3 separate regions of the Homo sapiens genome follow, and all the other regions are linked to region 2. Evidence: chromatin contacts called from ENCODE Hi-C or POLR2A ChIA-PET data. All regions are on one chromosome and are shown on one strand. The core of a region is the stretch at or near the end of the contact, and the rest is flanking DNA. Distances in the headings are between cores, read along the strand shown.

Evidence for each region. A loop is a pair of places that touch in the nucleus more often than their neighbours do. ChIA-PET counts read pairs that join two places held with the same protein, here RNA polymerase II (POLR2A). Pooled maps may share reads with other maps.
Region 1: a pooled map shows a loop between it and region 2 (2.4-fold over the local background). The contact joins the promoter of TICAM1 here to the promoter of MIR7-3HG in region 2. A Hi-C loop is called at or near these places in 1 of 168 maps with a recorded cell type or tissue (gastrocnemius medialis) and 1 of 50 pooled maps. POLR2A ChIA-PET finds 5 or more read pairs at or near these places in 4 of 52 experiments (AG04449, H1, HEK293T and 1 more).
Region 3: a loop to region 2 is called in a pooled map, with 2.2 times the contacts of the local background. The contact joins the enhancer-like site here to the promoter of MIR7-3HG in region 2. A Hi-C loop is called at or near these places in 2 of 168 maps with a recorded cell type or tissue (endothelial cell of hepatic sinusoid and mesothelial cell of epicardium) and 5 of 50 pooled maps. POLR2A ChIA-PET finds 5 or more read pairs at or near these places in 7 of 52 experiments (AG04449, B cell, H1 and 3 more).

Annotation. Positions count from the first base shown.
Region 1 is chr19:4,830,177-4,833,483 of GRCh38, reverse strand. It overlaps TICAM1 (TIR domain containing adaptor molecule 1), which reads left to right and starts at 1,772. Exons shown (of 2, transcript NM_182919.4): 1 at 1,772-1,870. RefSeq lists silencers at 1,636-1,925, 1,936-2,055.
Region 2 is chr19:4,767,434-4,770,880 of GRCh38, reverse strand. It overlaps MIR7-3HG (MIR7-3 host gene), which reads right to left and starts at 1,776. Exons shown (of 3, transcript NR_027148.1): 1 at 1,530-1,776; 2 at 1,124-1,251. It overlaps MIR7-3 (microRNA 7-3), which reads right to left and starts at 211; the gene lies at 102-211. RefSeq lists a silencer at 1,050-1,344.
Region 3 is chr19:4,813,828-4,817,338 of GRCh38, reverse strand. TICAM1 (TIR domain containing adaptor molecule 1) reads left to right here. Exons shown (of 2, transcript NM_182919.4): 2 at 1-1,407. The coding sequence ends at 1,100. Among named protein-coding and RNA genes, the nearest start is that of TICAM1, 16 kb to the left of the region's middle. RefSeq lists an enhancer at 1,357-1,486. Within about 2 kb of position 1,917, at least 13 of the 41 ENCODE cell types and tissues checked have a DNase peak (open chromatin) inside an H3K27ac peak, as active enhancers do.

The DNA of each region.
Region 1 (3,307 bases), core at 523-3,022, 63 kb before region 2:
GTCTCAAAAAAAAAAAAAAAAAAAAAGTCTGGGCACAGTTTTGCATGGGTACAAGCACCTATGAGACACTCCTTGAATTGGTAATTTTGGGGTGGGAGACAGAGAGGCCAGGAGGATGTGTTTAACTTTCTCTCCCCCACCAGCCCTGGAGACCCTGAAGGGTAAGACCATTTCTGTCTTCCCCGCTACTGTATTCCCAGAGCCTAGACGTTCCTGGAACACAGTCAGTGCTCAATAAAATTTCTCCCTCACTGGAGAGAAGTACTCAATAAGGGGAACTGTGGGGGATTTGACATCAACATAACTTCCATTGCTATCTCCCTACAAGAACTTTTAGGTGAACTTCAGCCTGGGGTCCCTGAGCCTCTTAGGGGTGTTCAGGGTGTCTGTGAATTCTGATGGAGGAAAAAAATTTCACATCTTTATTTTCACTGACTCTAACTGATAATTACCATTCCCTCAATTATTAATGAAGACAACCACAGGACCTGGGACTTTGTCCGTTTGTCCCTAATAAAAACCACAGATACTTTCAGATTGCATTGCAACCAGAAACACATCTGACACTTGTCACCACGGCAAAATCACTGTGATTATTAGATCTTATTTAATGTGGTGATAAAAATAATATAGGCCAGGTGCGGTGGCTCACACCTGTAATCCTAGCACTTTGAGAGGCCGAGGCGGGAGGATTGCTTGAGCCTGGAAGTTTGAAAGCAGCCTGGGTAATATAGGGAGACCCCGTTTCAAATAATAATAATTATTATAATCATAAAATTAGGCCGGGCGCAGCGGCTCACGCCTGTAATCCCAGCACTTTGGGAGGCCGAGGCGGGCAGATCACCTGAGGTCAAGAGTTCGAGACCAGCCTGGCCAACATGGTGAAACCCCATCTCAACTAAAAATACAAAAATTAGCCAGGTGTGGTGGCACGTGCCTGTAATCCCAGCTACTCAGGAGGCTGAGGCAGGAGAATCGCTTGAACCCATGAGGTGGAGGTTGCAGTGAGCCGAGGTCGCACTACCGCACTCCAGCCTAGGCCACAGAGTAAGACTCCAACTAAAAAAAAAAAAAAAAAAAAGGGAGGCCGGACACGGTGGCTCACACCTGTAATCCCAGCACTTTGGGAGGCCAAGGCAGGTGGATCACCTGAAGTTGGGAGTTCGAGACCACGCTGACCAAGGTGGAGAAACTCCATCTCTACTAAAAATACAAAATTAGCCAGGTGTGGTGGCACATGCCTGTAATCCCAGTTACTCAGGAAGCTGAGGCAGTAGAATTGCTTGGACCCGGGAGGCGGAGGTTGCAGTGAGCTGAGATTGCGCCATTGCACTCCAGCCTGGGCAACAAGAGCGAAACTCCGTCTCGGAAAATAAATAAAAAAATAAATAAACAAACAAACAAATAAAATAAGAGAAATAAAATAAAAACAGCTGCTACATTTATTTCCTGGAAAGCACCTATCACTAACGGAGATGATCCCACTTTACAATTGTGATTACTTTCTCATCTGGGACCCCCGCCCAGATGACTGTGGGCTCCCCGAGAGCAGATGCGAGTTCTTCTGGCCCCCTGCAGACAGTAGGTGCTCACACTTGCTGAACGTGACCGCAAGGGTTGGGAAGAGAGCGCATGGGTGCGGGGCGACCCGGGGACTTTCCCGGTGCTGCGGGGCAGGACTCCGAAACCGTGACCTCACGTCCCACACCCACCCGGGACGCGGAAGGGGCGGCGCGCTTCCTTCCCAGGGCGCGGGCCGCGGGGTGGAGCCAGCGCCCTCAGCGCGCTACGGTCCGCGGGCAACTCCGCAGAAGCCCCAGCCCCCAGGACCCCAGGACCCAGTGGCGCAGCCGGCAGCCCCGGATCCCTGGTAGGTGGGGAAGGGGCGAGGACGGGCCTGAGGTGGAGAAGGTGTCGGGGGTGTGGGGGGTGGCCCTGAGCCCGTGCCGCTCGCCAGGGCTCCAGGCCACCTGGCCTCCCTCTTAGGGCCCCGGTGCGGAGGAGGGGGCCTGGCGCCGCGCGTTGGGAGGTTGACGTTCCCCTCAACCTCCAGCTCCCCGCGCTGGTGGCCCAGATCCTCCCCCACTGTCGGGATCCTCCCCAGCACCCTGGCTTCCTCCCCGACAGCCTGACCCCTCCCCCAAACCCCAGATTCCTCCCGGACACCCCAGATTCCTCCCCAACACCCAGGATTCCTACCTGAAACCCCATATTCCTTCTCACCCCAAATTCCTGACACCCAAGCTTCCTACCTCACACCCCATATTTCTCTCAACGCCCTGAATTTCTCCCTGACACCCAAGGTCCCTCCCTGATACCCCAAATTCCTCCGTGACACCCAGGACCCCTCTCTGACACCCTGGATTCTTCCCCAACACCCAGGATCCCTCCCGAATACCCCAGATTCCTCCCAGACACCCCAAATTCCTCCCTGACACCCCAAACTCTTCCCTGACACCCAGGATCCCAACCTCACACCCTGTACCACCACACACCTTCTTCCTTTCTCCCCCTCCTAACGGTTATCCAGCCACATGGGCTTCCTTACTGTTCCTCCAGCTCACCAGGCGCAGTCCTGCCCCAGGGCCTTTGGGCAGGTGGCTTCACCTTCCAGAAGCTTTCCTCCCTGATCTCCACCCAGCCTCCTCCCTCAGCTCCTTTAGGTCTCAGCTCAATGTTACCTCCTGTCCCCAAAGGCCTCCCTTGACCACCGTGGTCCCCTGTAGCCCCTTCCCAGCCAGTCTCTCAGAGCCACACAGCCCCCGGCTCATGGCTTTCACGTTACTTTTCATTCTCTGAAATGATCTTGGGTTATTTTCTCGCTTACTGTTGGTCTCCCTGAACCAGACTGGGAGCTCTGTGAGGGTAGATGTGCCTGCCTTGATATGCAGTGGCACTTTGAACAGTTCCTGGACCTAGTAGGTGCTCAATAAATGCATATTCGATGCATGAAAGGCTGCATGAGAGTGTGGGAAGGAGAGTGGGAGAGGTGGTTAAAACATTTAAAAAGGACAAGGTGGGAGGATCACTTGAGCCCAGGAGTTCAAGACAAGCCTGGGCAGCATAGCGAGACTCCACCTCTACAAAAAAATTCAAAAAGAAAGTTAGCCGGGTGCAGTGGTTTATGCCTGTAATCCCAACACTTTGGGAGGCTGAGGCAGGTGGATTGCTTGAGCCCAGGATCCTGGGTAACATGGGTGAGACTCTGTCTCTACCAAAAATACAAAAATTAGCCAGGTGTGGTGCCGCACACCTGTAGTCCCAGCTACTCGGGAGGCTGAGGTGGGAGGATCACTTGAACCCGGGA
Region 2 (3,447 bases), core at 527-3,026:
CTGTATCGCCTGGAGTGAGCCAGCCCCCCCACTCCGAGTGGAAGCGATTCTTCCCCGACCTCCCCGGTTCTCCCCCACTGGCCAGCCCATTGAAGGCGAAGGTCGAAGGGAGTCTGCGCTATGAGGCCGGCTGTGACTTGTTGTCGTAGTACATCAGAACAACAAAATCACTAGTCTTCCACACAGCACTAGACCACAGCCACTCTAATCTTCTTCACCACCCTCTGCCCCATGTCTGAGACCCCTGCCCAGCTCCTCCTTCTCACCTGAGCCAAGCTATGACACCTGAGTTTCCTGCCTCTGTGCTGCCTCCCTGTTTTCCATTCCCGGTTCTCCTGGAGAGAAGCAGGGTCTGATCTCCAAGGGCCCACCTCCCACCCAGGCACGTCAGAGACATGGGATTTGGAGTTGGACTGGTGGGGTTGACTTACAGCTTCACTTGTGGGCTGAGAGTCCCTGCGTGGGTTATTTTTCTGCCTTTCTCAGGGCCTTGGGTTCCCCAAATGTCACATGGGCACAGTAACACCCATGTCCTAGGGTTGAAGATGGCATGATATGATGTATGTAAAATGCTTGGCACAAGGTTTCTCACCGAAGTCTGGAAGAGACACCATAATGTCATCTTAGCAGGCAGCTGTTACCCCAGTGAGGTATCTTACCTGTTGAAAATTCCGGACTTGGGCCAGGCGCAGTGACTCACGCCTGTAATCCTAGCACTTTGGGAGGCTGAGGTGGACGGATGAAGAGGTCAAGAGTTTGAGACCAGCCTGGCCAACATGGTGAAACCCCGTCTCTACTAAGAATACAAAAATTAGCCGGGAGTGGTGGCATGTGCCTGTAATCCCAGATACTCGGGAGGCTGAGGCAGGAGAATCCCTTGAACCCAGGAGGCAGAGGTTGCAGTGAGCCGAGATCGTGCCACTGCACTCCAGCCTGGGCGACAGAGCAAGACTCCGTCTCGAAAAAAAAAGAAAATTGCAGACTTCTGTGTGTGCTTATCTGGAAAATACTTTGTTTAAAAATCCATTACATGAGGTGCAGGTCTCCAGAAATGCCAGGCACCTCAGACCACCCTCTCTCGTCCTCCCCCTGCAAAATCAGGGTCAAAGGGCTCTCCCGTTACCTGGAGGAGCTGTCCAGGGTTCTGGAGACGAAACGGAGCCCGCTGGGAACTGTCCTGAGCCCCGGTGCTGAAACAGATCGCGGTTCTCTTCTCGGACCTCCCGAGAGGCGCTGTCCGGATATTTGGTGCTGAAATAAATAGCATTCTCCTCCTTCGGTCGGTGGAGAGCTGTCCCTCGTGCTGAAGAAAACTTGATTTTCCTCTCTCTTTCCCCGTTCCCCCACCCCTCTTCGTTCTCGGTTCCTCCGATTCTTGGGAAACCCCACCCCCACTCAATTTATTTCCCCTCCTAGCTTCTTCCTGGGGAGCTTCAGAATGGCAATGGGGTGGCGGGGGGGAGACACAGAGGGGTCGCAACTAGCACTGATACCTGCTCCTCACCCTGTACCATGTCCCCAGAACTTACCTCCCAAGCAGTCAGCCCTGCTGGTCTCTGCTTTCCAGACCGTCAAACTTCGCCGTCTCTGTCCCTTTCTGGGAAAATGTCCATGCGCCAACCTGCAAACCAGCCTCATTCCCGGCATCCCACGTCCCTCAGACCACCCCTCCTCCCACGCAGCTGCGGGCCTCCCCCTCTGTGTGCCTCACCTGCTTCCAGTCTTGTTGGCAGATGCAGGTGTCCCGTGGCTGCCGAGGCGGGGACCTGCGCTTTTATAGGCTTCAGGGAAGGCGGAGCGCCAGGAATCCTGGGAGGGGCTTCCCCAACTGGCCAATGGGATTCCGCCTCAGAATGAAGCTCCAAAGATTACCTCATAGGTTGTGGCCCACGCTTCAGAATAAAAGTCTGGCATCTGCCCAAAAACTGGGCTAGGGGATTTTTTCGGATGGGGAAGGAGCATTCATTGTGGACCATGGAGTCTCCCCACTCTCTCCAATCCCCTCCTGGGTTCCTGAGCTCCAAGTTCGTTCAGGTGTCCTGGCTGGTACCTGTTTCTTCCCATTCCCAATTTTTGCTATTGCTCCTGGTTCAGGAAAGAAAAAGCTGGTAAACTGTTTTGGGAAAAAATAAGGGATGTGGAGAATATTAAAGTCCAGTTCCACCTAGGGCAACTGACGTCTGTGAAAATGGAGGGCTCAGAAGACTCTGGGGCAGAGGTGGGACTTAAGCCTGAAGCTTTTGATTCCTTAACTCAAAACCCAATTTATAAAATTCAGCTTATTGTAGTGCTATACTGGGCAGGCTCTGAACCAAAAAACGAAGAAACTGGGGTTCAAGTTCAGATTTTTCTTCTCCTTCCTTTGGGACATTGGGCACAGTTGTGCCTCAGTTTTTGCAACTGTGAAGTAGTGATAATAGTAGAGTATTTGCTGAGGAACTAATGATATGGTGTGGATTGCATGTTAGAAATAATCAGGGCAGGGGCTAATGTGAGTTGGGTGAGGCACCAGCCTCAGGTGCAAAACTTAAAGGGGCACCAAAAAACTCAATAATCAAGGTAAATAATATTTCAGGCCAGGTGCAATGGCTCATGCTTGTAATCTGAGCACTTTGGGAGGCCAAGGTGGGAGGATCACTTGAGGCCAGGATTTCAAGATGAGCCTGGGCAACATAGTGAGACCCCGTTTCTGAGAGAGAAAGAGGGAGAGAGGGAGAGAGAAAGAGAGAAACAGAGAGAGAGAGAGAGAGAGAGAGAGAGAATGGCACCTGTGGTCTCAGCTACTTGGGAGGCTGAGGTGAGAGGATCACTTGAGGCCAGGAGGTCGAAGCTGCAGTGAGTTATGATTGCACCACTGCACTCCAGCCTAGGTGACAGAGCAAGACCCTGTCTCAAAAAAAAATCGATGCAATGTTTTAAGAAATCAAAATGTATGCCAAAATCCACAATGAACAAAATATCAAAAATGTAAATAAAGGCAGAACCAGCCTTTCTGACTTTTCCTTTTGCCTGAGGTCCCAATATGGCTTGGCATGGCACTAGCAATCATGTCTGTTTACGGTAAGTTTTCTAATAATGCAGCTGTTATTCTTTCCTGATCTATTCCACCCATTTATTTGCTCAACAAACTTGTTGTACTAGGCACTGGAGATACATACATGAATTCAGCAACCAACCTTGCCTTTAGGGAGGGTAAAGACATGAAAACTCTGCTCACATGTTGGTATGGGCATTGGGTTGAAGGAACAGTCAGTGTAAGGGCCCTGGTGGGGGTGGGGGAAAGAACAGGCCCTGGGGGGTGAGCAAGCATAGAAGGGACAGTTAGGATATAAATCAGGGACAGCTGTACAGGACCTGATCATTCAGGCCAGGACAAAAGTGAAGTTCCTCAGGTTGCACAGGAAGACCTGCCACCCTTTCTCTCTCCCCTTCCCTAAGCTTTTACTC
Region 3 (3,511 bases), core at 668-3,167, 46 kb before region 2:
AGCCGTGCCCACCTACTCCCACCACCCCAGAAACATCCCCTCCTCCTCCTCCTCCTCCTCCTTCATCTACTCCTTGTTCAGCTCACCTGACCCCCTCCTCCCTGTTCCCTTCCTCCCTGGAATCATCATCGGAACAGAAATTCTATAACTTTGTGATCCTCCACGCCAGGGCAGACGAACACATCGCCCTGCGGGTTCGGGAGAAGCTGGAGGCCCTTGGCGTGCCCGACGGGGCCACCTTCTGCGAGGATTTCCAGGTGCCGGGGCGCGGGGAGCTGAGCTGCCTGCAGGACGCCATAGACCACTCAGCTTTCATCATCCTACTTCTCACCTCCAACTTCGACTGTCGCCTGAGCCTGCACCAGGTGAACCAAGCCATGATGAGCAACCTCACGCGACAGGGGTCGCCAGACTGTGTCATCCCCTTCCTGCCCCTGGAGAGCTCCCCGGCCCAGCTCAGCTCCGACACGGCCAGCCTGCTCTCCGGGCTGGTGCGGCTGGACGAACACTCCCAGATCTTCGCCAGGAAGGTGGCCAACACCTTCAAGCCCCACAGGCTTCAGGCCCGAAAGGCCATGTGGAGGAAGGAACAGGACACCCGAGCCCTGCGGGAACAGAGCCAACACCTGGACGGTGAGCGGATGCAGGCGGCGGCACTGAACGCAGCCTACTCAGCCTACCTCCAGAGCTACTTGTCCTACCAGGCACAGATGGAGCAGCTCCAGGTGGCTTTTGGGAGCCACATGTCATTTGGGACTGGGGCGCCCTATGGGGCTCGAATGCCCTTTGGGGGCCAGGTGCCCCTGGGAGCCCCGCCACCCTTTCCCACTTGGCCGGGGTGCCCGCAGCCGCCACCCCTGCACGCATGGCAGGCTGGCACCCCCCCACCGCCCTCCCCACAGCCAGCAGCCTTTCCACAGTCACTGCCCTTCCCGCAGTCCCCAGCCTTCCCTACGGCCTCACCCGCACCCCCTCAGAGCCCAGGGCTGCAACCCCTCATTATCCACCACGCACAGATGGTACAGCTGGGGCTGAACAACCACATGTGGAACCAGAGAGGGTCCCAGGCGCCCGAGGACAAGACGCAGGAGGCAGAATGACCGCGTGTCCTTGCCTGACCACCTGGGGAACACCCCTGGACCCAGGCATCGGCCAGGACCCCATAGAGCACCCCGGTCTGCCCTGTGCCCTGTGGACAGTGGAAGATGAGGTCATCTGCCACTTTCAGGACATTGTCCGGGAGCCCTTCATTTAGGACAAAACGGGCGCGATGATGCCCTGGCTTTCAGGGTGGTCAGAACTGGATACGGTGTTTACAATTCCAATCTCTCTATTTCTGGGTGAAGGGTCTTGGTGGTGGGGGTATTGCTACGGTCTTTTAATTATAATAAATATTTATTGAATGCTTCCGCAGCGCCATTGTCTTCTGGGACACCTTCTGCCTGGCTATTTGTTATAAAACACGTGGCTCCCGCTCCCGCAAAAGGGAACAGGAAGCGGGAAGTGCACGCCTCTTCTTGGAGGGCATAGACCGGCCTTTGCCCTCATCCCATTGGCCAGAATATAATCACATGGCCCTGCTCCTGCCGCAAGGAACCCTGGGAAATGTAGTCCTTTCTGAACGGCCGTGTGCCTCCCGAGTCGGGGTTCTAATACCAGGAAAGGTGGAGGGAAAAGATATTGTTGAGGGCGGGGAGGGTGCAGCCTGGGCAGCATGGTGAGACCGCGTCTCTTCAAAAATACAAAAGTTAGCTGGGCGTGGTGGTGCACGCCTGTAGTCTCAGGTACTCAGGAGGCTGAGGTGGGAGGATTGCTTGAGCCCAGGAGCCGAAGGCTGCAGTGAGCTATGAATGAATGAATGAATGAATGAATGAATGAGTGAGCGAGTGAGTGAATGAATGAATGAGTGAATGAGTGAGTGAATAAATGAACGAGTCAGTGAATGAATGAGTGAAAGAATGAACGAGTGAATGAATGAGTGAATGAATGAACGAGTGAGTGAATGAATGAGTGAATGAATGAACGAGTGAGTGAATGAATGAGTGAATGGATGAGTGAGTGAAAGGATGAGTGAATGAATGAATGAGTGAGTGAATGAATGGATGAGTGAATAAATGCATGAATTTGAATGAATGCCATTGGGGGACATTTAGCAGTTTTTGCTGCAGCCCTTCCTTTTTCTTTGGGGTCTGCCTTTGATGCCCCCACCAAGGTTGGACTCCGATGCCACTGTGTGACATTTGGCAAGTGCCTCCCCTGTCGGAGCCTCTGCTTTTTCATCTGAGAAATGGGTCTGTGGAGGCTGTTGTTTCAAGGCCTCAGCGGATCATATGCAGAACCACATATCAGGTACACCATACCTGGGTAGCAGGTGCAGCACTCATTAAGTATGGGGACCCACATGGAAGGGATTAATATTTTTCAGGGTGACAGACCTTCTAAGAATAAGAATGGAGCCAAGGTTTGTTGGACACTTAACATGTATTGATTCTGGAGTGTCTAAATACATAAACAAGACTGGGTGCTGTGGTGGCTCACATCTGTAATTAATCCCAGAACTTTGGGAGGTTGAAGTGGGAGGGTTGCTTGAGGCCAGGAATTCAAGACCAGCTTGGGCAACATAATGAAACCCCATCTCTATTTTTTTTTTTTCCTGAGATGGAGTCTGGCTCTCTCACCCAGGATGGAGTGCAGTGAAGAGAGCTCAGCTCACTGTAACCTCCACCTCTCGGGTTCAAGCTATTCTCCTGCCTCAGCCTCCCGAGTAGCTGGGATTACAGGAGCTCGCCACCACACCCGGCTAATTTTTGTATTTTTAGTAGAGATGGGGTTTCGCCATGTTGGCCACGCTGGTCTGAAACTCCTGACCTCAGGTGATCCACCTGCCTTGGGCTCCTAAAGTGCTGGGATTACAGGCGTAAGCCACCACACCCAGCCGCATCTTTCTTATTTATGTATGTATTTATTTATTTATCAACTGAATAAGACATCCAACTCTTTTTAAAAAATAAATAAATAAATAGGCCAGGCATGGTGGCTCACATCTGTTATCCCAGCACTTTTGGAGGCCAAGGCAGGCGGATCACTTGAGGTCAGGAGTTCGAGACCAGCCTGGCCAACATGATGAAACCCTGTCTCTACTAAAAATAGAAAAACCAGCTGGGCATGGGGCACACACCTGTAGTCTCAGCTACTTGTGAGGCTGAGGCAGGAGAATCGCTTGAACCTGGGAGGCGGAGATTGCAGTGAACTGAGATTGCGCCACTGCACTCCAGCCTGGGCAACAGAGCAAGACTCTGTATCAGTAAATACATACATAAATAAATAAAAATAGGCAGGGCATGGTGGCTCATGCCTGTAATCCCAGCACTTTGGGAGGCCGAGGTGGGTGGATCACCTGAGGACAGGAGTTCGAGACCAGCCTGGCCAACATGGTAAAACCCCGTCTCTACTAAAAATACAAAATTAGCTGGGTGTGGTGGTGGGTGCCTGTAATCCCAGCTACTTGGGA